Linked DNA regions of Homo sapiens: all the other regions are linked to region 2. Evidence: chromatin loops called from intact Hi-C (ENCODE). Cell type or tissue: endothelial cell of umbilical vein. All regions are shown on one strand. Region 1 has its middle 45 kb from the start of LAMP2. Region 2 has its middle 35 kb from the start of C1GALT1C1. Region 3 has its middle 28 kb from the start of LAMP2. Region 4 overlaps CUL4B (cullin 4B).

The links. A loop is a pair of places that touch in the nucleus more often than their neighbours do. Peaks named below come from ENCODE experiments on the same cell type or tissue, not always from the same donor. Only the 100,000 strongest peaks of a DNase experiment are listed, where the experiment ranks them.
Region 1: a loop joins it to region 2, with 4 times the contacts of the local background. A loop is called at or near these places in 19 of 110 quality-filtered maps.
Region 3: it touches region 2 in a loop (12-fold over the local background); 60 of 110 quality-filtered maps call a loop at or near these places.
Region 4: a loop joins it to region 2, with 8 times the contacts of the local background. A loop is called at or near these places in 6 of 110 quality-filtered maps.

The regions. Positions count from the first base shown.
Region 1 is chrX:120,510,666-120,518,665 of GRCh38, reverse strand. No RefSeq gene overlaps it. Among named protein-coding and RNA genes, the nearest start is that of LAMP2, 45 kb to the right of the region's middle. In endothelial cell of umbilical vein, a CTCF peak has its summit at 4,250 (motif pointing left); a DNase peak (open chromatin) is centred at 515; H3K27ac peaks cover 792 bases.
Region 2 is chrX:120,660,833-120,668,832 of GRCh38, reverse strand. No RefSeq gene overlaps it. Among named protein-coding and RNA genes, the nearest start is that of C1GALT1C1, 35 kb to the right of the region's middle. In endothelial cell of umbilical vein, no CTCF peak of the experiment used is centred here; a DNase peak (open chromatin) is centred at 4,522.
Region 3 is chrX:120,493,586-120,501,585 of GRCh38, reverse strand. No RefSeq gene overlaps it. Among named protein-coding and RNA genes, the nearest start is that of LAMP2, 28 kb to the right of the region's middle. In endothelial cell of umbilical vein, a CTCF peak has its summit at 3,363; a DNase peak (open chromatin) is centred at 3,345.
Region 4 is chrX:120,545,256-120,553,255 of GRCh38, reverse strand. It overlaps CUL4B (cullin 4B), which reads left to right. Exons shown (of 20, transcript NM_001079872.2): 3 at 6,017-6,120; 4 at 6,640-6,709; 5 at 7,739-7,812. Among named protein-coding and RNA genes, the nearest start is that of CUL4B, 12 kb to the left of the region's middle. RefSeq lists an enhancer at 2,636-3,835. In endothelial cell of umbilical vein, no CTCF peak of the experiment used is centred here; a DNase peak (open chromatin) is centred at 3,205; H3K27ac peaks cover 3,408 bases.

The DNA of each region.
Region 1 (8,000 bases), 150 kb after region 2:
AGTCTTTCACCATTGAGTATGATGTTACCTGTGGGTGTTTTATAAATGCCCTTTATCTTATTGAAGAAGTTTTCTTTCTCTTTTATTTAGTTTTTTAGAGATGGAGTCTCGCTCTGTCACCCAGACTAGAGTGCTATGATACAGTCATGGCTCACTACAGCCTCTACCTCCTGGGCTCCAGCAATCCTCCCACCTCAGCCTCCCAAGTAGCTAGGACTACAGGCACCTGCCACCACACCTGGCTAATTAACATTTTTTTAATAGAGACAGGGGTCTCACTGTGTTGCCCAGACTGGTCTCGAACTCCTGGCCTCAATTGATCTGCCGTCTTGGCCTCCCAAATTGCTGGGACTACAGGAGTGAGCCACTGCCCGGCCGGAAGTTTTCTTTCATTCTTAGCTTTCTGAATGTTTTTGTCATTAAAGGGTGTTGAACTTTGTCAGATGCTTTTTCTGCATCAATTGAGATGATCATGTGGTTTATTTCCTTCATTCTATTCATGTGGTGTAATACATTGATTTGTTTTCATATGTAGAATCACCCTTGCATTCTTGGCATAAATCCCATTTGGTCATGTTGTCTAATCCTTTTGGTATGTTGTTGGATTTGATTTGCTATTATTTTTTGAAGATCTTTGCATCTATATTCATAAGGAATATTGATCTGTACTATTCTTGCAGTATCTTTATCCAGCTTTAGTATCGGAGTAATGCTAGTGTTATACAATGAACTATCAAGTATTTGGTCTTCTGTTTTTTGGAAGACTTTCAGAAGGATTGGTGTTCATTCTTCTTTAACAGAATTCACCAGTGTGAAAGTCAGAGGATGATGAAAAAAAAAAGAGAATTCACTAGTGAAGCTGTCTGGTACCAGGCTTTTCTTTTGGGGGATGTTTTCGATTATTTAGTATCCTACAGGTCTGTTCAGATTTTCTATTTCTTTTTGCATCAGTTTTAGGTCATTTGTATATTTCTAGGAATTTGTATTTTTTTGTTTGTTTGTTTTTTTCGTGTCTTTTTTTTTTTTTTTGAGATGGAGTTTCGCTCTTTTCGCCCAGGCTGGAGTGCAGTGGTGTGATCTCGGCTCACTGCAACCTCTGCCTCCTGGGTTTAAGAGATTCTCCTTCCTCAGCCTCCAGAGTAGCTGGGACTATAGGCGCACACCACCACGCCCAGCTAATTTTTGTATTTTTAGTAGAGACGGGGTTTTACCATGTTAGCCAAGATGTTCTCGATCTCCTGACCTTGTGATCCACTTGCCTCGATTTTCTCTTAGATATCTAATTTGTTGGCATACAATTGTCGATAGCAATCCTCTTTTCTTTTTTTGAGACAGGGTCTCACTCTTGTCACCCAGGCTGGAGTGCAGTGGCACGATGATAGCTGACTGCAGCCTAGATCTCCCAGGTTCAGGCAGTTCTCCTACTTCAGCATCCCAGGTAGCTGGGACCACAGGCATTCACTACCACACCTAACTAGTTTTTTTTTTTTAATTTTTTTGTAGAGATGGGGTCTTGTTGTATTGCCCAGGCTGGTCTCAAACTCTTAAGCAATCCTCTCACCTCGGCCTCCCAAAGTGCTGGTATTACAGGCGTGAGCCATTGTGCCCAGCCTCATGGCAATCTTTTATCATCCTTTTTAATTCTGCAAGATCAGTAGTAATATCCCACTTTCATTTCTGATTTTAGTAACTTGAGTCTATTCTATGTTTTTCTTTTTTTTTTTTTTTTTTTTTGAGACGGTATCACCCTGTTGCCCAGGCTGGAGTGCAGTGGCACAGTCACAGCTCACTGCAGCCTAAACTCCTGGGCTTCAGCGATCTTTCTGAGTAGCTGGGACTACAGGTGCATGCCACCACACCCAGCTAATTTTTTAAAAATTTTTGCAGAGATTGGGTCTCCCTATGTTGCCCAGGCTAGTCTTGAACTCCTGGCCTGAAGCAATCTTTCCATCTTGGTCTTCCGAATTTCTGGGATTACAGGCGAGAGCCATCATACCTGGTCTATTAGTGATTTCTAATTTTACTCCATGTGGCCAGAGAAGATAGTATATGATTTCAGTCTTGTTAAATCTATTGAGAGTTGTGTGGCCTAACGTGATTTATCCTGGAGAATGTTTCATGTGGAGTTGAGAAGAATGTGTATTCTACTGTTTTGTGTGGAATGTTCTGTATATGTCTACCGAGCCAAGTAGGTTTGTAGTGTTGTTCAGTTTTTCTATTTCCTTATTGATCTTCTGTCTAGTATTATCCATTATTGAAAGTGGGGTATTGAAGTCTTCAACCATTATTGTAGAACTGTCTATTTCTGCCTTCAATTCTACCAGTTTTTACTTCATATATAGTGGGACTGTTAGGTATGTCTGTTTATGATTATTAATACCTTACCCCTATATCAATATATATTATTGTTGTCTCTTGTAATAATACACTTTTTTACTTAAAAGTCTATTTTATCTGACATTAGTGGAGCAACCCTAGCCCTCTTTTGGTTTGGTTTGCTTGCAATGTCTTTTTCCATCCTTTCTCTTTCAACTTGTTTGTGTCTAGAACCTAAAGTGAGTTTCTTGTCGACAATTTATAGTTAGATCTTGGTTTTAAATCCATTCTGCCAATCTCTGACTTTTGAAATTGGAGAGTTTAATTTTTTTACATCTAAAATAATTACTGATGAGGAAGGACTTCTGTCATTTTGCTATTTGTTTTCTATGTATCATATTTTTTTTGTTCCTTAATCCTTTATTACTGCCGTCTCTTGTGTGTGTTTCTTTTTAAATTCATGGGTTTTTTGTTCACTGCTGTACTTGATATATATGAAGTAACAAATACTGCATTTTTACTTATATATTTATTCTTGGTTGAATTAATTTTATAATCATAAACATCTAGTAGAAATAACATAAGCTTACTCGACTAGTAAACTCAGAATAAAAGTTGTGTGTCTGCATTATATTTAATGCTGATGCTGACAACTCTGAAGGCATTTTCTTTTCTTTTTTTTTTTTTTAACTAAACCAACAGTATTATTTACCAAAGATTACCAGTCAAGTGAACTTGAAAAGCATTTGGGTTAGTTCTTCTGTTTTCTAAGAGAATACTTAATTTATGTAAGTTTCTCTTTCTGTCCTTTTTTTTTTTTCTTGAGACAGTCTTGCTCTGTCGCCCAGGCTGGAGTGCAATGGCGCTATCTTGGTTCACTGCAACCTCCGCCTCCTGGGCTCAAGCAATTCTCCTGCCTCAGCCTCCCGAGTAGCTGTGATCATAGGCACATGCCACCATACCTGGCTAATATTTGTATTTTTTGTAGAGATGGGGTTTCGCCATGTTGCCCAGCCTGGTCTTGAACTCCTGAGCTCAGGTGATCTGTCTGCCTCGGCCTCTCAAACTGCTGGGATTACAGGCGTGAGCCACCATGCTCGGCATTTTTTTTTTTTTTTTTTTGGACACGTGGTCTCTGTTACTTATACTGGAGTGCGATGGCAGGATCATAGCTCACTGCAGCCTGGAACTCCTGGGCTCAAGCAATTCTCCTGCCTCAGCCTCCTAAGTAGCTAGGACTACATGCACAAGCCACTATGGCTAGCTAATTTTTAAATTTTCTTTTGTAGAGACGAGGATCTCGTTATGTTGCTGAGGGTGACCTTAAGCAATCCTCCTGCCTGGGCCTCCCAAAGTTCTAAGATTACAAGCCTAAGCACCACACTCAGCCAGGTTTATTTTTCTTAAAGCCAGTGAAGTAGACCTTGTTTACAAACTACATAATACCATGGGGATAGAAAAATGTCATATCTACAGAGACATACATAAACATACAGATACAAACAGATTTTACAGCTTTCATTTAAAAATTTTAGCCATGTATCAGGTACAATAATATGAAACTCACTCGTTTGTAAGAGAATAGCTGTATCTAAATTGTGTTTCTAGCAGATAGAGTAAGTTAAGGTTACCTACTCAGATGGCTAAAGGTTTTTACAAGTATTTGTGGAAAAGACAAGATTCTTCATTTGCCCAATTTCCAAACAGCTCCTTTTTTTTCCTTCAGGTGAGAGTCATCTCCTTGAGATTTTCATTTCAAAAGAGATAGCCCTCAGGCCCTAGAGAAGAAATTTTACATCTCAAAGACACAGAGAAAGGATGAAAGTTCTCTCCTAGGAGTTTTGTAGCATATTTGCCTATTTCCAGAGGTCAGTCATGAGGCTGTGGACTAAAATGTAGGTGACTGAGGAGACACCTAGTGGTTGTCTATCTCCAAAGCCCATCGGAGTGGATGAAATATCCAGTCTATTTCTAACTAGCCTTCCTTTTCTTTTTAGCCTCATGTAATTGCTTTTGGATGTCCCTAAGTCTCTTGAGAGCCAGAGTTCTACAGTTCAAGAGACTAAGGGGCTGGAGTGGGAAGGTAAAAGGTCTCACAGTAGTGGACAGAAGGATGGAGGAGGTAGGGGCTTGGAGGGGGAACAGATCAAGGTTCAAAGAAACTGAATTAAAGATCGAAAGTGGCAGAAGGAGGAGCAGAAGCAACGGGGAGGAAGAGGTCTTAGCACCAGTTTGGGGAGATCTTAAGTTTTCTGAAGAAGCCAATGAAGTTTCAAGTTATTAGCAAAATTGTGTCAACGAAAAGGAGGTGGCCAGAGTTGGCAGAGCATATAGTTTGCAGGATTTTGAGAAAGGAATTTCAGTTGACTGAGGTTTCCATGGAAGGAACAGGATCAAAAAGAATAGAGAATATTCCTGGCAGAATTGAACTCCTTTTTTTTTCTTTTAAACCAAAGGTGTAATCATAATATGTTTCTTGCCCAATGTACACAGCAAATCAATATGCTGAGATGCTGGGTTACAGCAGAGAAAGAGGTTTTTGTTTTTTGTTTTTGAGACGGAGTCTCGCTCCGTCACCCAGGCTGGAGTACAGTGGCACAATCTCGGCTTACTGCAGCCCATGCCTCCCAGGTTCAAGCAATTCTCCTGCCTCAGCCTCCCGAGTAGCTGGGATTACAGGCGCGTTACCACCACGCCCAGCTAATTTTTTTATTTTTAGTAGAGACGGGGTATCACCATGTTGGCCAGGCTGGTCTCAAACTCCTGACCTACAGTGATCTACCTGCCTCAGCCTCCCAAAGTGCTGGGATTACAAGCATGAGCCACTGCGCCCGGCCGAGAAAGAAGTTTAATGGTAGGATAATTAAAGAGATGGGAGGAAACCTCAAATCTATCTCCCCAAGGAATTTGAGGTTAGGGTTTTAAAGGGTTTTGGAGTGGGCCAAAGTGTGGAGATTGTTGATTGGTTGAAGAGTGCAGGATGAAGTCATAGGACTTGGAGATGAAGAAACTGTATTCTTGGCCAGGTTGATGCCTATAATCCCAACACTTTGGGAGCCCAAGGCAGGAGGATTGCTTGAGGGAAGTAGTTCAAGACCAGCCTGGCTAACATAGGGAGACCCCATCTCTACAAAAAATTTTTTAAAATTAGCTGGGTGTAGTGGTATCTACCTGTAGCCCCAGCTACTAAGGAGGCTGAGGCTGGAGGATTACTTAAGCCCAGGAGTTTGAGGCTTTAGTGAGCTATGATTGTGCCACTTCACTCCAGCCTGGCTGAGGAGCAAGACTCTATCTTAAAAAAAGAAACAAGTATATTCTTGTGCTGATTTGGTTCCTCTCTGAGGGTCTTGAAACTGGTTGGCTTCAGCCTTTCCACTAGAATTCAGGATCCTGAGAATATCTTAAGCAGTCTTTAAACGAAAGCCTTATAATTCCAATGTCAGAGATCCTATCTATAGGAACAATGGGAATGCAAATAGTCAGTATCTAGTACTACATGACTTTCAGCAAAAGGAAAGTGGGCCAAAGGGCAGCCTGATTAATTTTTAACTATATTTCTGTCCAGAACCTGGCATGCAATTCATGTCACCCCACTGGGGATATTTTCAGAGTTATATTTATCGAGTGACTTGACCAAAACCAATAAGCCCTTAATGGCTTAACTGTGGGTATAAGGGGTGTCTTCATAGAGGGTGCAAAGATACAGCCCTCCCCCCAACTGCCAAGATCCAGAACCACTCCCAGAGATAGCCAAAAGACAGAGAATCCTCTGAGAGCTGGCAACAGTTGGTAGGACCCTAGATACAAGTAGGGTGCAACCCCCATTTCTGTCCGGCCATATTATTGGGGGCTGCCAACCTTTCAGTTGGCTGCCTGCAAATACAGGCTTGATAACCTGTGTGCCCGGACAGGTAGAAAGCCAAGCTAAGCTTTCAGGACACGAGACCAACAGGAAAGCAAAAGCTGTCTCTGAGAGGGAAAGGATCAAGCCAGAGTCATAATCCAAAAAAATCAATTGGTACAGATGTTTTCCTCCTGCTAATCAAAGTTAGAAAGTAAGGAGCAAAGAAAAGTGTTTGCCTTCCTCTTCTCTACTAGGTGCTACAGACAGATCCAGGAGAGTTGACTTTGGTAAGAATTCTTACCCTTAGCCAGCTTCTGTCAGTTTCCCCGGGATCTCATTGGCAGGTTCCAGAGTGAGCAGGGTACCCCAGAGATCCTATCCTCATCACCAGAAACTCTAGGGGAGGAAAGATAATTTTCTCTCTACCCTTCATAGTTGTTAATTGTGATGGACTCCTGTAACAAAAGATAGATTCACAAGAGAAAAACAGTTTAATAGCTTGTACAGCAGTCCCCCCTTATCTGAGGAGAGTATGTTCCAAGACCCCTGGTAGATGCCTGAAATCACGGATAGTACCAGACCCTATATATACATTTTTTCCTATACATACCTATACTTCATTTATAAATTAGACACAGTAGGAGATTAACAACAATAAAATAGGACAATTGTAACAATTTGCTAGCATTACTACTCTTGTGCTTTGGGGCCATTGTTAATTAAAACAAAGATTACTTGAACAGAAGCACTGCAGTACTGCAACAGTTGATCTGATAACCAAGATGGCTACTAAGTGACTAATGGGTGGTATATACAGTATGGATGTGCTGGGCAAAGGAATGATTTGCATCTTGGGTGGGATGGAGCAGGACGGCATGAGATTCCATCATGCTATTCAGAATGGCATGCAATTTGAAAGTTAGGAATTGTTTATTTCTGGAATTTTCCATGTAATATTCTTGGACCATGTTGACCACAGGTAACTGTACCCAGGGAAAACAAAACTGCTTATAAGGGGGGACTATTATATGCCTCATGTATACATCCAACCAGGGAAGGATGAGTAAATCTCCCCTTCTGTTGTATTTGATTGATTTTTTTTTGTAGTATACCGTTTTGATTCTCTTCTCATTTCCTTTTATGCATATCTTTTTTTTAAATAGAAGCAAAGTATCACTGTGTTACCCAGGCTAGACTAGAGCTCCTGGGTTCAAGTGATCCTCCCTCCTCAGCCTCCTGAGTAGCTGGGAGTATAGGTGCACGCCACCTCGCCTGGCTTATTTTCATATATATATCTTTTAGGGTTTTTTTCTTAGTGGTTACCCTGGGGATTATGATGGGCATCTTAAGTTTACAACTAACTAGTATGAATTAATACTAATTTAGCTTCAATAGTATATATAAAAACTGCTTCTATACAGCTCTACCTCTCCTCCTTTATGTAGTTATTGTCCCAAAGTACATCTTTATATATTGTGTGCCTATTTAGAGATGAAATCTTTCTCAGATTTCTTAGTCTGAAATAGCCAATGAGACATTCTTAAGTTGAAAGCAATATAAATATTGGCACGAGTTGCTTTTAGATATTCAATTGTTTTGTGTTAATTTAAAAATCCCTTCTGTGCATAAACGCATTTTCTTTTCATTAACTATATGTCAGAAGTTTGTTTCGTTGGTTTGTTTTTGTTTGAGACAGAGTTTCACTCTGTCACCCAGGCTGGAGTGAAGTGGCGTGATCTTGCCTCACTGCAACCTCCATCTCCTGGATTCAAGCTATTCTCCTGTCTCAGTCACCCGAGTAGCTGGGATTACAGGCATGCGCCACCACGCCTGGCTAATT
Region 2 (8,000 bases):
ATCTAGGCAGTGGTTGATCCAGATCCAAAATCCCATCAAGGTACCTGCTTTCTCAGACCACTCTTGTCATCAACTGTCACAGAGTCTGGGTTCCCCAAGAAACAGACCCTGAGATGGAGACCAGTGTGCAGGGTGTTTATTAGGGAGTGCCCCTTGAGATCAACACTTGTGGAAAGGAGGTGAAAGAAAGAGGATTAGTCAGAGGGAGAAGTGAAGCCATGATGTAGTTCTAATGAAGGCCTCAGCCAACCCCATGGGAGGCTCTGGAACTAGAATGACTGCTTGTCCCAAATTAGGTTGAGAGGGCTGGGCCTTTATATCCCTGCATTGACTAATCACTGAGTGTGGGCTGCCCTTGGAAAGAGGTATGAGGTTTCAATTGGGTGAGGCAGTTTTCTTTAGCTATGGTAATCTCTAGAGAGAACTGGCACCCAAAGGCCATCTTTTAGATGTGCTTTCAGCAGCTAGAGTAATAACATCTTCATTGCTGAAGGGAAATCTGGATGCCCCATTACAGCATTCACCACATGTGCTGACGTCCATACTATGTGAATGCAAACTCTTTCTGATCCACCTTCAAAGGGGTATGGAAAATAAAACATTCACTTGACCAGTAGCCATATATACACGTATATTAATCTACTTCAGTAAAGATATGACATCTAACACAGCTGTTACAGTCGTTACTACTACTTAGTTAAATTTGTGGTACTTCATTGTCATTTGCCGTGATTTATCTGGTTTTCTCAGGAGCCACACTGGTGAATTAAATAGGTATCTGATGGGGACTGCATTATATAAGTCTTTGAAGGCACTAAATTCTGCAATTCTCCCTGGGATGTAATGTGGTTTGTCAATTTCATTTATTTATTTACTTACTATGTTGGTAAGAGGGGATGAGAAATTTCTGAGGCTTTTGCTTGCCTTTCCTCCTACAACAGATTTTACTCTGCTGTTTAAATAATCAATATAGGGGTTCTGCAAACTTCTCAGTTTTGCCAGTCCAATTATACGTTCTGGAACTAGGGAAATGACCATCAGATAAGTCCATAGACCCAGCAGACCCACAGTGACCTGTTCTTGGGCCAGGACTCTATTCATTTATTTCCTGTCTCTCATATGTTCCCACTCAAACAGAGGGAGCTGAGTTTCTCTACTGGAAAGTTATCATTTTTCCCTTGTAATTAATAAATATCATGGGAGAGATACTTTGAAGCCCTACTTCTTCTCAAACTTTCTCCCACTAATTTTTTTTTTTGCTTCTTTTTTTTCTCCCACTAATTTTAACATCCATTTTGCCCACAACAATTACGGTGTTTCTTCAATGATTTTGTGTTTTTCTCATTTCTTACATGTTTGTTTATTGAAATTATTCAATTAAACCTGCACATTCTCCCCAGTGTTTAGGTGATTTCTAAGCCCACGTAGGGTTGATATTTTAGGGTTCATTGTATTTATCACAATTTGAAATAATTTTGTTTTTCTATCTAACTGGTATGGATCAGATCTGTCCCAATTTTTCAAACAGTCAAGCCCCTTAAGCAACAGTGCATTGGTAGCTGCTAGGTTAGCTTAGCACACTTCCATAGATTCAGCCAATAAGAAGACAACTAGCCCAAATGGATACAGTTTATTACTAACACAGGCAGCAAAACAAGATCAGTATGATGTTGCTAATCCCACAGGATGACACTGAATTAGAGATGTCAGATGGCAGATGACACAAGCAATGGGTCACTCTGGTGTGCAGAAGCCAACTCTAAATTATAGCCAAGCAGTTTATGCTACAGCTCTACTGAAGTGGGCTGTGTGTGTGTATGTGTGTGATGGTACAAAGCTCTATGTTTCACTGGAACCAGGGAGGCAAATAAGAAACTACCTCATGGCACCCTCCCACAAGATAAGGAGGCAGTTGAGAAATGAGCTTGTGACAACTTATCACAATATTTCTTATCTTGCCATGTTGCAGAGAGATCACAGAGTATTCCTCCAAGATTTGAGTCAGACCATGGTTGAACCTTGGCTGTGTGACATAGGTGAAGGTGTTCAAGGTCACCAGGGCATCACAGCAGAACCATTCATTCCTCTACACTCACAACTAGAATGAAAGTTCCATGAGTCTAATGTCTGTATCTGGCTTGCTATACTGACGGTACCTAGAATAGCGTCTGGCACATACTAGATGCTCAGTAAATATTTGATCTAGGAATAAATGAATGAATAGGGGTTTATAGTGTCTACTCTTATGAGGTAAGAAAGATGTGTCTGCCATCTCTCTCCCTACCTCAAAGTGGGATCCATGTCCTTTTCTTTCCTGGTTCTTCATCTCTAATGGTTTACTTCCATCAACTGCCATCCAACTTACTTGCACTACTAAATCAGATTGAACAAATGACATTTCTAAGATATTTATTTACTCCTCTTCCTTTTTCCTCATTGAATTTTCTTGGTATTTGCTAGGAACAGTCTCTAGAAAAGTTGAATTGACTATGTTAAGATGTTGGGTCACTGACTTTTCTCCTATAGCAATGTGGTTCTCAACCCTAACTGTACATTAGAATTAACTTTTAAAAGGAAAAAAAAAAAACTTTTTCTCAGGCTCCACTGCTGGAGGCTCTGATTTAATCACTTTCTTGTGGGGCCAGAATGTGGGTAATTGTTTTCTAACTCCCCAGGTGATGTTATTTTACATCCAGGGCTGAGAACCACTGCATTAAATAAAGTATAGGCTTGTAGCCTGCACCCAGTGTTTTTTGGTGCACCTGCTCTTGAGACCTTAAATATCTAACAGAAAACAAAATATTTCATTCCATAAAAGAAAGGGAAAAATCAAATGTGAATACCCTCAGGAGAGGAATTAGACTGACCTAAAGATAGTAGGGTTTGAGCCCTAGATTCCTAAATCAGATGATCTGAGTTGGAGTGCAGACTCTGCCACTTAACCACCAGATGATTTTGGACAACTAACTTAACTTCTCTAACATGGGAAAGTACCTATCAGTATGCCTGGCATATAACAGGTCCTCAATATATTTTTATTGACTCTGTATATGAACCTCTGAATTCCATCTGTAAGTTGAGTGTAATAATGCCTGCCTGCATCCTGGGGTTGCTGTGAGACTGAAAATAGATAATGGGCACGAAGGCACTTTTTTTAAAAAAAATGATGTTTTTATTTACTTTTTATTATTATTTTTTTTTTAGAGAGACAGAGCCTCACTCTGTCACCCAGGCTGGAGTACAGTGGCATGATCATGGCCTACTGAAGCCTCAAGAGATTTCTGGGCTGAAGAGATCCTCCCATCTCAGCCTCCTGAGTAGCTGGGACTACAGGTGAGCACCACCTCATCCAGCTAATTTTTAAATTTTTCTTTTCATAAGACAGGGTCTCACTTTGTTGCCCAGGCTGGTCTCAAATGCCTGACTTCAAACAATCCTCCTGCTTTGGCCTCCCAAAATGCTGGGATTACAAGAGTGAGCCCCCACCCGCTGTCATGACTGCATTTTAAAATGCTCAGGTGCTGTACAAATGAAAAGGATAAACATTATTTTTCTTTTGTAGTATTGTTAAACATGTATATCACTTTTTTAAAATGTTTTGAAGAACCTTCATGCCTGTGGTCCTATAGAGTGTCATGAGAGCCCTGGGAAGTAAATTAGGCATCAAGTTAACTGGTAAGAAAACTGAGATAAGAGAGGTTGTGTGATCTGCGCAAGGTTGTTCAGCAAAACTAAGACTGGATCCCAGGACTGTTAAATCAAAAGCAGTGATTCTTAGCCAGGCACAGTGGCTCACGCCTGTAATCCCAGCACTTTGGGAGGCCGAGGCGGGCAGACGGTTTGAGCTCAGTAGTTCATAGACCAGCCTGGGCAACATGGCAAAACCCCACCTCTACAAAAATATATATATATTAAAAATTAGCCAGTCATGGTGGCACGCACCTATAGTCCCAGCTACTCAGGAGGCTGAGGTGAGAGGATCGCTTGAGCCCAGGAAGTTGAGGCTGTGGTGAGCTAAGATTGCGCCACTGCACTCCAGCCTGGGTGACAGCACAAGACCCTGTCTCAAAATAAATAAATAAATAAATAAATAAATAAATAAATAAATAAATAAAACAGTGCTTCTCTTCACCAGATGACTGTTATAAAAGGTCTATTAATAGCTCCCCTTAAATAAGTAGATTGGTTATCTGATCAGAGTTCTGAATTGTTGAACATGTTGGGACAATTTCTCTTACTTGACCCATTCGAAGCATGGATTGTACCTGAGGAAATCCAATAAATATTTCCCAGGTCTATATTCAATCCTCAGGTACACGATTTGTTTTGGGTTTTTGTTTCCCTCCACCTCTAGTTTTTCTTATGAAATATTTCAGTAACCATGCTGTTGGTACGTTGAGCAAAAGAAAAAGAAACCTTCCCAATTTCACCATCATCACCTTAGTTTCTTACCATGTGATGCTTTTCTAATTTCAACACTAAAAAAATACAGTGAAAATGACAACACCAAAGATGAATAACCACAAGATGGCAGAGTTTACCATTTCATTTTTTTTCTTGTTTATATCATTTATTCATTCATTCATTCAAGAATTATTCCCTGAGTGTCTACTATGTGTCTAGTGCTTTTCTAGGAGTCTAGAGGATTACAAAAGAGGTTTACATGTGATATAGATCCTGCTCTTGATGAGCTTGTGGTGGGGGGAGCCTGTGGGAAAGACATACCTGAGAACATTTAAATGAAAATACATGGTAATGTGTGATTAAAGACCAAATGCAGAGTGCTGTATGAGTTTGCAATGAGCCAGAGAAGTCTGTATGGAGGAGGGGAGAACAGAGCTAGGGCTTGAAGGATGAATAAAATAGATCGATGTAGGAAAAAAGAATAAATCCCCAGCAAAGGAACCAGTGTGGTCTATGCCACTTAGGTAGAAATGAGCAAGACACAGTCCCAGGTTAGTGGCATGACTAATCTAGTTATAATAAACAGATATTGGGTAAACAAGAATGAAATAAATTAGATCTCCATTGATTTTGTTAGAATGATGCCCACCACGAAAGCTAAACTTATCTATTAAGTCTGCCACTAACTTATTGCCTTTAGGCAAGCCGCGTGACTGATTCAACTCTAGGGTTCTCCTTTGTAAAATGTGCAGGTTGAACAAGATGACCTCAAATAGCCCTTCCAGATCTTAGAAGAAAAGGAGGGAGGGAGGGAGGGAAGGAAGGAAGGAAGGGAGGGAGGGAGGGAGGGAAAGAAAGGGGAAAAGAGAGGAGAGGGAAAAGCTGATTCTAAGTTCCCTAGCAATTACTCTATGGCCTTTGACATGGTTCAGTTGCAAAAAAGAACAGTGATAGTCTGGTATGGTGGTTACAACTTGGGGTCTACTATTAGCTAGCCTAGTTCAAGTCTTGGATCAGTCACTTAATAGCTATTTAACAATAGGCAAGTTAGCTTAGCCTTTATAAGTTTCACTCATTCATTCAACAAATATGTATGTAACACCTTACTGTGTTAGTCAGGGTACTCCAGAGAAACAGAAACAATAAAATATATTTATATCTATGTATGTATTAATAGGAAGAGAGACTCAGTTGTAGGAATTGGCTCACACAATTATGGAGGTCAAAGAGTCCCATGGTTAGCTTTCTGCAAGCTGGAGAACCAGAAAAGCCAGTGGGATAATTCAGTCTGCATCTGAAGGCCTGAGAACCAAGGAGCTCTGATGTGTGAGAGAAGACGGATGTCCCAGCTCAAGAGAGTGAATTGACTCTTCCTCCAAATTCAGGTCTTCAATAAATTGTATGATGGCCACCCACATTAATGAGGATAACCTTCTTTTTACACTCTACCAATTCAAATGCTAATCTCTTCTGGAAACGCCCTCACAGGCACACCCAAAAATAATGTTTTACCTGCTCTCTGGGCATCCCTTAAGCTAATCAAATTGACACATAAAATTACCATCACACTTACAATATGCTAAGCCCTATGTTAGTCATTGGGAATAGAGAGATAAACAAGACAAACAAGATCCCTTCCCCGGAACTTATAGTTTTGTAGAGGAGATAGCCCAAACCCAGAAAATCAAACAGCCTGTTACAGCATGCTGAGAAGAAATAAAACTCCATCATGATACGTGATTGCGATTGAGTCTTCGTGTAATCTTGAAAAACAAAGGGAACTTTCAGGGAGGTAAGAAAGGCTACAGAAGAAGGTTGCAGTCAACCTTCTGAGAATTACAATGTATTGTTTACTAAACGTGCTGGCAACGTCATCTGGCATGCAAAAACAATGGACAAGGCCCCAAATGATTGGCTTTCTAAACGGTAGTAAACCTCAAGGGTACCAATATAAAATTTATTCTTTGCTAGCGGGGAAAAATATTTTAAAAAGTTAATCTATCCTTTTTGGACTTTTGTGTCCTGATTCTCCAAAACTGATCACTTTGAGGAAACTGAATTAATTACGCATGTCCTTTGTTTGAAGGATTTTTTTTATTTTTTATTTATTTATTTATTTTTATTTTATTTTATTTTTTTTGAGACGGAATCTCCAGTGCCAGGCTGGAGTGCAGTGGCGCGATCTCGGCTCACTGCAACCTCTGCCTCCCAGGTTCAAGTGATTCTCCTGCCCCAGCTTCCCGAGTAGTTGGGACTACAGACGTGCGCCACCACACCCAGCTAATTTTTTGTATTTTTAGTAGAGATGGGGTTTCACCATGTTGGCCAAGATGGTCTCGATCTCTTGACCTCGTGATCCACCTGCCTCGGCCTCCCAAAGTACTGGGATGACAGGTCTAAGCCACTGCGCCTGGCCTTTTTTTTTTTTTTTTTTTTTTTTTTTTGAGATGGAGTCTCGCTCTATCACCCAGGCTGGAGTTCAGTGGTGGGATCTCGGCTCACTGCAACCTCCACCTCCCGGGTTCAAGTGATTCTCCCTGCCTCAGCCTCCCCAGTAGCTGGGATTCCAGGTGCCTGCCACCACGCCCTGCTAATTTTTGTATTTTTTAGTAGAGATGGGGTTTCCCCATGGTGGCCAGGCTGGTCTTGAACTCATGACCTCAGGTGATCCGCCCGCCTTGGCCTCCCAAAGTGCTGGGATTACAGGTGTGAGCCATTGCACCTAGCCTGTTTGAAGGATTTAGATAACAGCCCATTTTTCTCCACTCAAATGTTATCTGATGTGCTAGCTGATGATAAATCATTGCTGCTCGTTTAGATAGATTCAGTTTTTAATTTTTTTTTTATTTTAGAGACAGGGTCTTGATCTGTCACCCAGGCTAGGGTACAGTGACACAATCATAGCTCACTGCAGCCTACGCTTCCTGGGCACAATTGATCCTCCTCCACCGCAGCCTCCCAGGTAGCTAGGCCTACACGTGCACACCTCCACACCCAGCTAATTTAAAAATTTTTTTTGTAGAGACAAGGTCTCACTCTGTTGCCTTGGCTGGTCTCAAACTCCTGGCTCAAGCTATCCTCCTGCCTCGGCTTCCCACAGCACTGGGATTATAGGCGTGAATCACCATGCCAGGTACCAGATTTATTTTTAAAAAAGATCTTTGGCTAGGAAAGCCTTCATGATCCAAGGGATTGAATCTCAAATGGTGGAATCTGAGAAATTAAGACATGCAATGCAGGAAATAGGTTCAGGAATGCCCATTGCCCTGTGTGGTTTAACTCAGGCAGTGGTTAGGAGCAGGTGTTTGAAATCACATAAGTGGGCTTTCAGATCCAATTGCAAATCCTAGCTCTGCAACATATTGGCAGGGTGATCAAGGTAAGTTAATTCAGTTTCCTCAACTGTAAAACAAGGATAAGAAGGACCTGTCTTACAAGGTTGTTATGAAGATTAAATGTGGTAACATACAGTCATTCAAGAAGAGCCTGGCATAATTTTTTAAGTGCTCACATATTTTTATTATTTAATCACGTCTGGTGATTAAATAGAGCTGGCTGTTGCCTCTTCTTTTCCGAAACCACGGAGGGCTCCTCCC
Region 3 (8,000 bases), 170 kb after region 2:
CCTGGCCAACATGGCGAAACCCTGTCTCTACTAAAAATACAAAAATTAGCTGGACATGGTGGCGCTTGCCTGTAATCTCAGCTACTCGGGAGGCTGAGGCAAGAGAATGGTTTGAACCCAAAGGCGGAGGTTGCAGTGAGCCAAGATCATGCCACTGCACTGCAGCTTGGGTGACAGAGAGAAACTTCGTCTCAAAACTAAATAAATAAAATAAAATAAAATAAAAGTGCCTGACCTGTAATAGGCATTCAGGAGATGGTAATACATTGCAAAATCTAGATAATACCTTCTAAAATCCTATAGAAATGGGGTAAGGGGATACACAATAGGAGGAATTTTCTGTGTTGTTTTTTGTTTTATTTTTTAGATGTGACCCTCCTTCATAAACATTGATTATTTTAGCTCTTTGCCATAACATCTTTAAATTCAAGATGTCACAATAATAGATTTTGGAGAAACTCAGGGCCATCCTGTGTCATACAGGATTAAAAAAATACTTTTGGAAAGTGGACAGAGACCTCTAACTCCACCTTGACCAGCCAAAAATAAGTGCTCTGGAAATTAGCCTAAGACACGCATTTCCCCAGTCAAAATATATGGTTCTTATAGATGTTTTTGACCTTCGTTGATGCAGCTTTCTTCACACGCTGCATGATTTAGTGTTTGTCCATTAGAACGTTTACTACTCTTAACTGTTCATATGTATTTTGTACAATCCTGCTAATTTTCATATTTATTTATTTCTAATTTCATTTATTTCTTTTTTCCTTTTTTTTTTTTTTTTTCCTGAGAGACAGGGTCACTTTGTCACCCAGGCTGGAGTGCAGTGTCGTAAACATGACTCACTGCAGCCTCAACCTCTTGGGCTCAAGTGATCCTCCCACCTCAGCCTCTCAAGTAGCTGGGACAACAGGCGTATGCCATCATGCCCAGCTAATTTTTTTTTTTTTTTTTTTGAGACAGAGTCTCTCTCTGTCTCCCAGGCTGGAGTGTAGTGGCACGATCTCGGCTCACTGCAACCTCCACCTCCTGGTTTCAAGCGATTCTCCTGCCTCAGCCTCCCGAGTAGCTGGGACTACAGGCATGTGCCACCATGACCGGCTAATTTTTGTATTTTTAGTGGAGATGTGGTTTCATTATGTTGGCCAGGCTGGTCTCGAACTCCTGACCTCGTGATCCACCCACCTCGGCCTCCCAAAGTGCTGGGATTATAGCCGTGAGCCACCGCCCGGCCCATGCCCGGCTAATTTTAAAAAAAATGTTTCGTAGAGATGGGGTCTCATTATGTTGCTCAGGCTGGTCTCAAACTCCTGGGTTTAAGCAATCCTCCCACCTCGGCTTCCCAACCTGCTGGGATTACAGGCCTGAGCCTTTGCACCCGGCTCTAATTTCATTTATATTGTAACCCTATGTCACTTCTTACTGGGACTTTCAACACTCTTTATATGTATCAGATATATAATATGTTAATAACGTTCATTAAACTACTCAAACATAAGCAAAATCACAGCAAACATGCCTGATGAACCACCAATGCCAGAGACCAAAATGGCAGCCAATAACCATCTGCTGGTGGCAGAGTTGATGACATTTGCTCTTCACATGTGGTTCTCTAAGAAATGTTTTAAGCAGAGGAGTCTCTGTGTATAGAGAACTTACTACGTGGCAGGCATTGTGCCAGGATTGGGAAATGCAGTGGGGAGCAAGCCAAATCTACTCTCTGCTCTCCCCAAATTCCCAGTCTAACAGAGGACACAGATCAGGAAGTGGACAGTTGCCATACAGTGTGGTGAGATGATGGGGAGCCGAACACCCACAAAGAAAGGTCACCTAATCCAGGCTTGGAGAACAGAGAAGACTTCCTGAAGGAAGTGATGTCTAAGCTGAGCCAGTAGGACGGGTAACATTGAGTCAGGCAAAGATGGAGGGAAGTGGGTCCTAGGCAGGGAACATGGTCTTTTCAGAGAGCTGAGTGATGAGGAAGGCTGGAGAGGTAAGTGGAAACCAGGCCACACAGGGCTTTATAAGCCATGGGAAAGAAGCAGGGAGTAGTTGGGTCCTCTGGAAGAAGACCTTGAAGTCTCAGCTGTCTCTTTCACTTAGCACTGTGAACTTGGACAAGTTACATATGCCTTTAAGCTTCAGTTTCCTCATGTGTGAAATGAGGACAAGGCTGGTCACGGTGGCTCACACCTATAATCCCAGCACTTTGGGAGGCTTAGATGGGAAGATTACTTGAGGCCAGGGGTTCCAGACCAGGCTGGGCAACATAGCAAGACCCCCACCTCTAAAATTTCCCTTTTTAAATTAGCCAGGCATAGCGGCACATGCCTCTAGTCCTAGCTACTCAGGAGGCTGAGGCAAGAGGATTGCTTGAGCTCAGGAGTTCGAGATTGTCTGGGCGACAAAGACCCTGTTGAAAAAAAACCAGAAAAATGAGGACGATATTCTAATAATAACTACCTCATAAGCTTAAGCTTAAGTGTTAAAAGTGGACATAAGTTACCAAATACATAATATGTGCTCAATAAGTATCAGGAATTTCTGTTCTCTTATTTTTTAGAGATGGGGTCCTTAGCAATTATTTCTATATTATTTCCTCTAAATACGAAGTTGACATTTTGGCTGTTGGAGACTTGGTGGTTTCATAGATTTGTACAGGTTATATGTATGTGTGCATATATTATATAATTATAATATAAATTAATTACATAATTATTTAATTATAATTATTTATAATATGCAATTATATATATAATTGCATGTTGGCTTTTTATCATTCCTATGCATTAAAAACTTTTTTTGCATTTACATGTTTTTGTTTATAATCTTCGTCTTTTGCTTGTTTGTTTTTGTGACAGTCTTGCTCTGTCGCCCAGGCTGGAGTGCAGTGGCGTGATCTCGGCTTACTGCAACCTCTGTCTTCTGGGTTCAAGCGATTCTCCTACCTCAACCTCCCAAGTAGCTGGAATTACAGGCGTGCGCCACCACGCCTGGCTAATTTTTGTATTTTCGGTAGAGATGGTGTTTTGCTATGTTGCCCAGGCTGATCTAGAAATCCTAGCTTCAAGCGATCTGCCCGCCTCGGCCTCCTAAAGTGCTGGGATTACGGACCTGAGCCACGGCGCCTGGCTTATAATCTTAGTTTTGTTGATTACGAAATTGTTTTATATATTGATATAGTGCTATTCTGTCTCCCTTTCTTTTCTAACTTCTCGTCCATGGCTTTATATCTTAAACATTATTATACTTCCTCCAGAGACAGTGTTTTCTCTCTTCCTCCGTCTCCTTGAAACTTGTTGGTTTTGTGCCTTCCTGCTTAGGGACTCTAAATTGGTACCGCTTAGGAAAGAGCGCCCTCTGGCATTCATCCGGTGTCAGTTCAAGAGACCATTTTCCATTACTGCGGTCTGTGGTCCCTGCCTGCTGGCTATGAGCGGAAACCTTCAGTCCCGGAGAGCGTGGAGGTTGTTAAAACTGTAGGTTTCACAATTTAAAAAAAAACCCGGCCGGGCGCGGTGGCTCACGCCTGTAATCCCAGCACTTTGGGAGACCGAGGTGGGGGATCACCTGAGGTTAGCAGTTCGAGACCAGCCTGGGCAACATGGTGAAACCCCACCTCTACTAAAAATACAAAAATTAGCCGGGCGTGGTAGTGCATGCCTGTAATCCCAGCTAATCAGGAGACTGAGGCAGGAGAATCGCTTGAACCCGGGAGGCGGAGGTTGCAGTGAGCCGAGATCACGCCACTGCACTCCGGCCTGGGTGACAGAGCCAGACTCCACTCAAAAAAAAAAAAAAAAAAAAAAAAAACCCTCTGGCTGTTATAAAATGTCCTTGTCCTTGAAATGTCGAAGGTATCACACACCTACTTATCAATATAAAGCCCACATTAATGTATCCATGCACAAAGATTATTACATACAAAGAGACTTCCCTAAAAGAAAAAGCACAAGGATTTGGAGCCCTGGCATCTAGGTCTACATATCCACTATTACTGTGTGGCCTTGGGAAAGTCTTTCTCTCAGTTGATCCTCTCATTTTTAAAATGAAAATGTTATATTAGATCGATATTTTGCAAAATGTTTTGTAGAATACTCTCTATTATGTTGAAGGCATCACACGCATACAAAAGAGAGAGGGGAGGAGAGGCTACATTATCAAATAAATTTGGAAACTGAGGGGTAAGCAAAATAAAAGTGTTTATTGCAGGACTTTGGAGAGATTTTATAGTGCTAAATACGTATTATGAATTTACAACACATGTCTACAGTTTCCCAACACCAGTTGACAACAGAATCTTTTGCTGACAGAGCACCTTGCAGGATTCTGTAATAATGCAGTATCCTTGCAATGTTGTAGTATTCTTGCAGGATTCTGAGAAAAAATAATTTTGAAAATGCTGGTCTAAGTCTGGCCAACATGGCAAAACCCCGTCTCTACTAAAAAGACAAAAATTAGCCAAGTGTGGTGGTGCACACCTGTAATCCCAGCTACTCAGGAGGCTGAGGCAGGAGAATTGCTTGAACCTGGGAGGCGGAGGTTGCAGTGAGCTGAGATTGTGCCACTGCACTCCAGCCTGGGTGACAGAGCAAGACTCTGTCTCAAAAAAAAAAAAAAGAAGAAAAAAATAAAAAAGACAAGACAAGCCAATGCTGGTCTATGCCACCATTTAATTTGGCAAATCTTCCTGATCACTGGATCCCTTTGCTAGATAAAGACAAGGCCAGGCAACTAATGTGCTGTTAGGACGCCAAGTTAATGGTAAGGAAAATCTAACAATAATCATGAATATAGCCTCTTAATCATAATAACAACAGCAATGATAATAGTTCATGTTTACTGGGAGCGCAACATTCCAAGGCACTGTACCAAGTGACTTATAAACATTATTTCATTTCATCCTTGCAACAAACCACTGAGAGAATTTATATTATTATCATCACCATTTTAAAGATGAGGAAACTTGAGGCCAAGGCAGGCCAATCGCCTGAGGTCAGGAGTTGGAAACCAGCCTGGCCAGCATGGTGAAACCCCGTCTCTACTAAAAATACAAAAATTATGACCGGGTGCAGTGGCTCACTCCTTCAATCCTAGCGCTTTGGGAGGCCGAGACAGGCAGATCACTGGAGGTTAGGAGTTCAAAACCAGCCTGGCCAACATGGTGAAACCCCGTGTCTACTAAAAATACAAAAAAAAAAAAAAAATTAGCTGGGTGTGGTGGCACACACCTGTAATTCCAGCTATTTGGGAGGCTGAGGCAGGATAATTGCTTGAACCCAGGAGGTAGAGGTTGCAGTGAGCTGAGATCACACCACTGCACTCCAGCCTGGGCAACAGAGCGAGACTCCGTCTCAAAAAAAAAAAAAAAAAAAAAAACACCAAAGATGAGGAAACTTAGTATGAGAGTGATTGAATAGCTTAAAGTCACAAAACTACTAAGTGTTAGAACTGGGATTAAAATCCAGGCTGTCTGCTGCAAAAGCTAATATGGTAAGTATGCTATAGTTAAGGTGACCACATAACTTCTTGTCCAAGTTGATGCACTTTTGAGTGGAGAGCTCTGAAACCAACTATATAACTTTTCTGAAATATTTATTTTGTACCAAAAATTGATTTTATTATATTAGTGTGCAAAAACCGTTGTCAAAAGTAAAATGCTTTATTTAAAAAACAAAGATAACATTCATCTGTGTATATTAAAGCAAAATGTTATTTATATTGATTATCTGAAAATTTTCAAATAGCCGGAGTAATTATTATTGGTACATGTTCACATAGTCTAATCAGTTTCTTAGTCCTGTCTTATAATGGATCACTGGTATTTTTGTGAAGAAGGTATTGTTTCAATATGATTTTGTTATTTTTATTTTATTGTATTTTTTGGAAACAGAGTCTTGCTCTGTCACCCAGACTAAAGTGCAGTGGTGCGATCTCCGCTCACAACAACCTCCGCCTCTCCTGTTTGAGCAGTTCTCCTTCCTCAGCCTTCCGAGTAGCTGGGATTACAGGCGCACGCCACCACACCTGGCTAATTTTTGTATTTTTAATAAAGACAGGGTTTCACCATATTAGCTAGGCTGGTCTCAAACTCCTGGCCTCAAGTGATCCGCCTGTCTCCACCTCCTAAAGTGCTGGGATTACAGGTATAAGCTACCATGCTCGGCTGATTTTGATAGTTTTAAACTTTAAAATAAAATGGTCCGCAATCATTTTTAAACTTGCATTTTAGGCTGGGTGAGGTGGCTCATGCCTGTAATCCCAAAACTTTGGGAGGCCCAGGAGGGCTGATCACCTGAGCCCAGGAGTTTGAGACCAGCCTGAGCAACATAGTGAAAACTTGTCTTTATAAAAGAGAAAAATTTGCATTTTATGGCTAAGAAATTTGAAATTGTTCATACCTTCAATTATCTCATATCTGTAAACCATACTATTTTTAATTTAGAAAATACTATGTCTGCAGGTGCTGAGATAGTATTGAGGTGAGTACCCTGCACCTCAAGTTCAATAAATGGTATACATCTTAACTATAGCATGCTTAGTCACAATTACTTTTTTTTTTTTCAGATGGAGTGTTGTTTTGTCCCCCAGGCTGAAGTGCAGTGGTGTAATCATGGCTCATAGCAACCTCGAACTCCTGTGCTCAAGCAATCTTCACGCCTCAGCCTCCTGAGTAGCTAGAACTACAGCTGTGTGCCACCATGCCTGCCTACTTTTGTTTTATAATATGTTGTTGTTGTTGCTGTAGAGACAGGATTTCTTTATGTTGCCCAGGCTGGTCTCAAATTCCTGGCCTCAATTGATCCTCACACCTTTGTATCCCAGAGTGCTGGGATTATGGGTGTGAGCTACCTACCCCAGACTCACAATTACACTTTAAAAAATTAAAATGGGTAATTATTTCATTTCAAATATTCTTACAGAAACTCTCTAATCAAAACGTCATTCTTCAACGAATATTTTCACAAGACAAAACTCATGTAAAAAGTTGTCTCTATGTTTCTTTTGAAAATTTTGCCAAATGTGGATGCTGAAAATCATAGGCCTTCTCAATTTCATTCCATTCAGGTACAGAATAGAAATCTGTCTAATTAAAATATTATCAAATTAAATGTATTCAACTAAAAAAATAAGAGCACTATCAACACGTCAAGTGCTTTCTCTCAAGTCAACATATTCCAAAGCACAATTATAGAATTTCACAGTTAAATCCTATTTGTTCATTGTTCACCATTACAGCTCTAGTTTGTTTCAGTCCTTTTTTTAGGGTTACATTTTGATGCCTTTCTGTTTTTCAGGCTTTGTTTTCAATAACTGCAATTTGCTAAAAGCTTCAAAAGCCAAAGATTTTTAGGTGCTCTATTTGTTTAATATTTTGATTAAATATTACCTACTGATGTTCAACAAAATAACCCAATCTTTGTAAAAAAAAAAAAATTCAGTACCTATTTTAGGACACTTAGGTGCACTATCAAAGGAGCCCTTCAAAAACTTTCTTCACATTTTCTCTTTTTTTTTTCTGAGATGGAGTCTTGCTCTGTTGCCCAGGCTGAAGTGCAGTGGAGCCATCTTGGCTCACTGCAATCTCCGCCTCCCAGGTTCGAGTAGCTGGGACTACAGGCACACGCCACCAGGCCTGACTAATTTTTATATTTTTGGTAGAGATGGGGTTCCACCAAGTTGGCCAGGCTGGTCTTGAACTCCTGAGCTCAGGTAATCCGCCCGCCTCAGCCTCCCAAAGTGCTGGGATTACAAGCGTGAGCCACCGAGCCCAGCAAAAAAAAAAAAAAAAAAAAAAAAAAATTAAAGCAGAGTCTTACTCTGTCTTCCAGGCCACAGTGCAGTGGCACAATGACAACAACTCCTTGCAGCCTCAACCTCCCGGGCTCGAGCAATCCTGCTACCTCAGACGCATGAGTATCTGGGACAACAGGCACATGCCACTATGCCCAGCTAATTTTTTAATTTTCTGTAGTGATGGGGGTCTCACTATATGCTCA
Region 4 (8,000 bases), 120 kb after region 2:
TGTAACTTTTGTCACCCTGTTGATGTCTTAAAGCTTAGTCTATTATGTATTATGTATTTCTCTTTTTACTGAATCGTTAATCAGTACTATTGTTGCTGTTTTTTAAAATGTACAACTAAAATTCTACTCTTTGTTATTTTGAAATATACAATAGATTATTAAATAATAAAAAATTTTAAAATGTGCACTTACAAATTCTTAGTCCTTGATAATTTTCAGTCTTATTTAAGTCCTGTTTACTGGAAGTAAAAAGAAAAGGAGTTTAGGTTTCATTGTATAGTTGGTTTCCTTTAAACAGATTCTTAGTTTTTGAATACTTAGAGTATCTTAGCCATATTTACTTGACATAAAAAGAGAGATAATGTAGATCTTATTGCTATATCAGTTGTTGAATTTTTTGTTATGTGCTTTACTTACTATCTGTAAACATAGCTCGAAAACTAAGACTCCACTCCTTAGACCAGTGACCAGAGTTCAACACCCTGGTGGAAATTCAGTATCTTTTTTATTGTCTGTTGTTCAGTAAATATTTGCATATGTCATTTGCTACACGTTTATATATATTTTTTGACTGTGTTTTTTTTTCAGACACTTTTTTTTAGCTCATCCTTGTGAAGAAAGACACATTTTTTATGTATCCTGTGGATTTTGGAGGGGAAGGGCTGGGATTTGGAAGAATAAGGGTTAGAAGCTTGCTAGAATGCCTGTATTTTATACCTAAGTACCTTCAAAGGATTTAAGGCAGCATATTTACTGGTAATTAGTGGGAGCTTAAATAAAAAGATAGTTTTATTAAAAAGACTTGTAAGGCTGGGTGCGGTGGCTGACGCCTGAAATCCCAACACTTTGGGAGGCCAAGGTGGGCGGATCACCTGAGGTCAGGCATTCAAGACCAGCTTGGCCAACATGGTGAAACCCAGTCTCTACCAAAAATACAAAATTCAGCCAGGTGTGGTGGCACGTGTCTGTAATCCGAGCTACTGGGAAGGCTAAGGCATGAGAATCGGTTGAACCCAGGAGGCAGAGGTTGCAGTTATCTAGAATCTGTTTATTACAAATAGTTGTTTGTGAGGCAAGAGGTTACTTCCAGAGATTCCCAAAGTGTTTTATTAGTGTAAATAATAAATACGTAATGCATAATATGTAAAAATACATAAATAATACATAATATTTAAATAAAACAATGCATAATATGTAAAAATACATAAATAATAAATACATAATATTTAAAAGAATATATTTGTAAAAGTGCTTTTCAAAGATCTAGAGTAAAATAGAGCTTATCTCAAACACCTTCTTATTCCTGTTTCCATCCCAGCATGTAATAGGATGAAGAGTACTTAGTAAACAGTCATTCCTTGTTCAATCCATGACTGCTTACTGTGTCCAAAACTGGACTGATACCTTGGGGTTATGGAAAGCACTTAGTACTAGTAAGAGAGCATAAGTACCTACCCTAAGTTACTTATGTTCTAATAGGTTCATGAAATTAATAGTTCGTGACCAGCATTTTTTAAAAAGAAATGAAATAGCAAATATCAGAATGCATCACATAGAGTAATGATGTGTAGGTTCGTGAAGATTTTATTTTAGTTACATAAATTTATGTATGATGGATTGTGACATTAGATTTCCTACTGTGGCTTTGGGTCAAAACATTTTGGAAGCCACTGTTTTACAGACACCACTCCAAATCTTGCCTAAAGGTGAGAAAAGTAGAGTACTTGGATCAAAGGATGTGTGAAAGGTTATAATCGGGTGGCCAAGGTGGCTCATGCATGTAATCCAGCACTTTGGGAGGCTGAGGTGAACAGTTCACTTGAAGTCAGGAGTTCGAGACTAGCCTGGCCAACATGGTAAAACCCCATCTCTACTAAAAATGCAAAAAAACCTAGCTGAGTGTGGCGGCGCATGCTTGTAATCCCAGCTACTTGAGAGGCTGAAACAGGAGAACCACTGGAACCTGGAGGCAGAGGTTGCACTGAGCCAAGATTGCACCCCAATCTGGGCGACAGAGCAAGACTCCATCTAAAAAAAAAAGAAAAAAGAAAAGTTATAATCAGACATGAGATGAAAGTGGTAAGATTTGCCTTGAACACCATGCTAAAAAGTATGGTGGTGGGGAAGTTAGAAAGGCTTTTATTGGGGAAGGCAAGTATTTAAGTTTTTTGAATACCTGATATATTCCTCTGGTTCAAAGCCCCGAAAGTATTGCAGAGCATGTAGTGAGAAGTCTCACTTCCACCCCATCCTCCAGTCCCCTAGTTAGTTCTCTTTGTGACAGACATTATTAGTTTTTTGGGTATCTTTCCAGAGATGTTTTATATACGTAAAACGACTGTGTATGTTTTTATTTTGTTCCTTTTTTACATAAATGATAGCAGACCATGTACCGGATAGTTCTTTTTGTTTGTTTATTTATACCTATTACGAGATTGCTCCATCACAGTACAGGAAAAGCTTGATGGAAGGTTGTTGAGGAAGGAAAATGACTAGATCCGGTCTATAGGTTAAGCAGTCAAGGCTAAATTAGAAAAACAGAATGTTCCCTCCGAACTTGACCTCAAAACTCACCTTAGATGCTCCTGCCTTTCTTGCCTTAAAGTTCTTAAACCACCCTCCAGCCAAACACAGGTGAGACTCTGTGCTGTAAAGCCCAGCTTAATTCTCGATTTCTCACTATTTCCACTAACTTTTTATCTGTTTCCCTGTGGGTCTTTGGGACTCTGTCCCTTTACCTCTTCCCAGGAAGGCTTTTCTGACTTGCCCTCCCCTAAATGCTGGGTTAGGGGCCTCATCTCTCTGCTTATCCTCATCATAGCATCTAGCACACTCAATCGTAATTACACGTTTTCTGGCAACTTTTCTCATACTAGAAGCCCTTTCTATGTGCAGGACACATTGCTAGAGTTTTTTTTGAATACTTCATGTATTCACTTGGTTCAAAGCTCAAAAAGTATTAAAGAACTTATAGATAGATGAACACACAATGTCTTTCTGTCATTAAGGAGTCAGAGAGACAAGATATACACATAAAAAGATAAGTAGTTTTGTGTAAGAAGTGTCCAGTGGTTGGGAGATAAATAGTGTTGACTCAATGACTAAGTCAGTGTGGTATGATGGGTGCGAGTGCCATGTGAGTCACTGGTAGCTGAGTCAATTAAGAAGAACTTATTGGAAGAAGTGGGACCTAATTGAGTAGTAAGGGAATATGGTATCTTGTGTGAGAAGATAAGTAGATGTGCCGAGAACTGTTTTATTTGAGAAGGGAACATAGCAGAAGGAAATGGGATAAATAGGACTTAGAGAAGTACCGGAAGTGCACAATGTGGAAAGATGAAGTACGCACTAAGTCATATGACAGAATCTAAGCAAAGCGATAAGAAATGCTGAGAAAACAGTCATTCAGAAGGAACGGTGAGATACAATGAGAGGAATACTAAAGGTGGAAGGGGGACAGTCCACAAAGGACCTGTGTGAACAGAGAGGCACATGAAATAAATGTAAATTCCCTTAAGCATTTGTGGCCTAGCCCCAGGTCACGTGAAAAGTGGGCAGGCCAGCAGGGTCTCAGCCTTCTTATTCCTCCATAGCTGCTCAATCTAATTGGCCTGCTGTTTCCTGATGAGGTGTGGTGACTTGTCTCGTGGTGTAAGAGGTTTCCTTTAAGCTCTGCTCTGCTCTGCTCTTCTCTTCTTTTTTCTTCTCTTCTCGAGACAGAGTCTCACACTGTTGCCTGGGCTGGAATGCAATGGCACATTCTCGGCTCACTGCAACCTCCACCGCCCGGGTTGATGAGATTCTCCTGCCTCAGCCTCCCGAGTAGCTGGTGCACACCACCACACCCGGCTAATTTTTGTATTTTTAGTAGAGACAGGGTTTCACTATGTTGGTCAGAGTGGTCTCGAACTCCAGACCTCATGATCTGCCCGCCTCGGCCTCCCAAAGTGCTGGGATTACAGGCGTGAGCCACCGCGCTCTGCCAAGCTTTCTTTTCATTTGCTGATTTATTTACTGGACCTGCATATTGGGAATGTGACTTCTAACTACATATTTTTAAAATTCCACTCCAACCCACAGAACTTGGATGCCCCCCTAGAGTTCATTTTAATGGAATTTTTTTCTTCTGTTGTGGTGAGAAAGGAATTCTGGTGTTACATTTAAGTCATTACCACTTGGAATTATAGATTATATCAGAGTTTTCCCAAAGAGTTTTAGCATGCCTGTTGTTTTAAATTTGAAAGTCTTTTATATATGCATAACAGGAAACTTACGGAAATCTGAAGGTCATCCTTCTGGAATCTGAGTATAAAAGAAGACCAATTCAGTTATTAAAGTGAAGTAAAAATGCAGTTCTTTCTTTTGTAATTGGCGTTAATTCAGTTGTACAAATTTTATTTATTTTTTATTTTATTCCTTTTTGAGATGGAGTCTCTCTCTGTTGCCCAGGCTGGAGTGCACTGGTGTGATCTCGGCTCACTGCACCCTCCACCTCCTGGGTTCAAGCAATTCTCCTGCCTCAGCCTCCTGAGTAGCTGGGATTACAGGCGTGCACCACCATGTCCGGCTAATTTTTGTATTTTTAGTGGAGACGGGGTTTCACTATGTTGGCCAGGCTGATTTTGAACTCCTGACCTCAAGTGATCCACCCGCCTCAGCCTCCTAAACCGCTGGGATTACAAGCATGAGCCACTGCGCCCAGCCACAGATTTTAAAATCTATATTTAACTATTCTTAAACTGAAATGTTGGAGAAAATTCCTTGGTATTATATCATACTCATTATCATACTACTAGCAATAATTTCTGCTTTGTTCTGTTCAGGAAAATCCAAGAACGTTTAAGTAAATTTTAATTCAATTGTAGTAGGACTGCCCAACCCATCTGATACATAAACAACAGGTGAAATTCTTTTTTAAACCCAAAATGAAGCTCTGCTTGTGAAAATGATTAACATTTTAAACAAGACAGCTTTTTTATTTTTGAGACAAGGTCTCACTTTGTCCCCAGGCTAGAGTGCAGTGGCGTAGTCATGGTTCACTTCAACCTTGAACTCTTGGGCTCAAGTGATCCTCCTGCCTCAGCCTCCTAAATAGCTGGAACTACAGGTACACACCACTGGGCCCAGCTAATTTTTAAATTTTTTGTAGAGATGGGGTCTTGCTTTGTTTCTGTATTAGTCAGGGTTTTCTTAGAGGGACAGAACTACAGAACTAGTAGGAGATATATATAAAGGGGAGTTTATTAAGTGTTAAGTTACACGATCACAAGGTCCCACAATAGGCTGTCTGCAAGCTGAGGAGTAAGGAGAGCCAGGTTGATTCCCAAAACTGAAGAACTTGGAGTCTGATGTTCGAGGGCAGGAAGCATCCAGCATGGGAGAAAGATGTAGGCTGGGAGGCTAGGCCCTTCTCTCCTTTTCACTTTTTTTGGCCTGCTTTATATTCACTGGAAGCTGATTAGATTGTGCCCACCAGGTTAAGGATGGATCTGCCTTCCCCAGCCCACTGACTCAAATGTTAATCTCTTTTGGCAACACCCTCACAGACACACCCAGGATCAATACTTTGTATCCTTCAATCCAATCAAGTTGACACTCAGTAGTAACCATCACAGTTGCCTAGGCTGTTCTAGCCTGGCATCAAGCAATCCTCTCACCTTGGCCCCCCAAAATGTTGGGATTACAGGCATGAACCACTGTACCCAGCCCAAGTAGGATTTTCTTTGAGCAGCATGTTGGCACTCAAAAAGTTTCAGATTTTTGAGCTTTTTGGATTTCAGATTTTTAGATTAAAGATGCTAAACCTGTAATTTGTTCTTTTTTGATACAGTGCATTGGTTATGAGAAAGTTTGCCACCCACATTGATATATTTTGTTGTTTTACCTTGTGTCTTAAGTGGATGAATAACCCTTTTTAATAAGCTGATGTGGTAGAAATATCAAATTAATAAGAATCTGATGTAAATAGTTGAGAAATCCTTCATCCTCTCCTTAAGAAAGTATTTTAACCTTGCAGGCTGTAGAAAATCTCTGTTCTTACAAGATTTCTGCAAACTTGTACAAACAGCTGAGACAGATCTGCGAAGATCACATCAAAGCACAGATTCATCAATTCAGAGAATATCCTTTTTAAAACAAAAAATCGTGAATAGTTTTGTCTTCCTCTCTGTCCCTACCCCTCACTGTTTAACCCAGCTTGAAGTAGAATGCCTGTATTTTGTAGGTTTGTCATTTTTTGTGCCTTGTGTTTCTCGAGAAAGAAACACATTTTGACTTTTCAGCCTTAATTCGTGTCCAGGACTACGTGTGGTATTCATGTAAATAAGATGTCCTTATGTCTTTATCCTTTTTGCCCTATCAGATTTCCACTTGAGGAAAAATAATCTCCTAAGGGAAATAGTAAACTGAAAACACGATGTTCAGTTATGTCTAAGACTTGTTTTTAAAGGTGTTTTTTAGTATAAACTATGTTTTTTTTTTCTTTTACAAATTAGGAAATAGCACTTTGGTGCATAATCAAGTGCCATTTAGTTTCACTTAGTGTGCAAGGTATTCATGTTTAAGACTAATATGCTCTCTGTCACATGGCACATATGACTTGTACCAAACGCTTTAAAATATCCTTAACATATGTTTCAGGGATTCATTGGATAGCGTTCTTTTTTTAAAGAAGATTGATAGATGCTGGCAAAACCATTGCAGACAAATGGTAAGCTGGAAAAAGTATTGTATTTCGGCTAAACATTGTATTAATAGTTAAAAACATTTCTTCAAATACAGGAATGTTAGTTTTTAAAACTTAGCAATAGGGAGATTGCTTCAATATCTATTCCTTTTCTTTTTTTTTCTTTTTTTAAAAATTTATTTATTTTTTATTTTCCCGTAAGTTATTGGGGTACAGGTGACATTTGGTTACATGAGTAAGTTCCTTAGTGGTGATTTGTAAGATTTTGGTGCACCCTTCACCAGAGCAGTATACATTGCACCATTGTAGTCTTTTATCCCTCGCCCCCCTCCCACTCTTCCTCCCAAGTTCCTTTTCTGAATTGGAAACTAGTTTTGGTTGAGTTTTCTATTTTAAAACCACAAGTTACAGGTAAACCTGCATTTCAGAATGTCTTGCACCTTAGGTTCATTTTTATTTTTGTCACACTTACCAAAAATGTATTTATCTCATTCATTAAAAAGCTACATTTCGTCTGTCACTCTTATTTTTTTTTCTCTCTTGATGATTATCCTGTCCACTATTTGATTACCTGTGAAGGTGCCTGATGGTCCTGTGTTTTAGTTTATTCAGATAACAACCTTTTCCATTTTTCTTAATCTGGTTTATACCTTATATTCTACAGATTAAAATCTTAAAATCCATCACCCCTCCCCACCCCCACCCCCTGCCAATAAAAACCCTCACATGTGCAATGTAAGGCAGCTTCATTCCCTAGCACTGTGGCGCAGGAAGAATTATATGAGCGTCCCCTTGATTTTTCAGTTACTTCTCAAGCAGTAAATCAGAGGGCCATTTTAAGTGTCTTTTTTCTAGAAAACACAAAAAGGATTGACTGTTGAGTAATAAAAACTATATGGGCATATTCTCAGATAGATGTGTTTATCTGCATGTTTGATCTTAGTAATGTAATATATATACAGACAAACTCTTCAGTTTTATTCTTATTGAAAGCAAATATTTCAGCTTCACAACATACAAAACTTGTTTGATTTCTTTTTTTTTCATTGGCAGATCATGATCAGGAGCATTTTTTTGTTTCTGGATAGAACTTACGTTCTTCAGAATTCAATGCTACCCTCCATTTGGTAAGGATGCCAGAAAAATATGAAAAGATTGTTCCAAATCATACTCAAATCTTAATTACACTAATGAAAGTGTATAAGCTATACTGTGAATATTCTAAAAATTCACATTTGGTTCTAGACTTTCCTTTGTAGCAGTTTTATCTTCCTAATAATATGTTGCCTATGCTAATATTGAAGATAGCTAACAT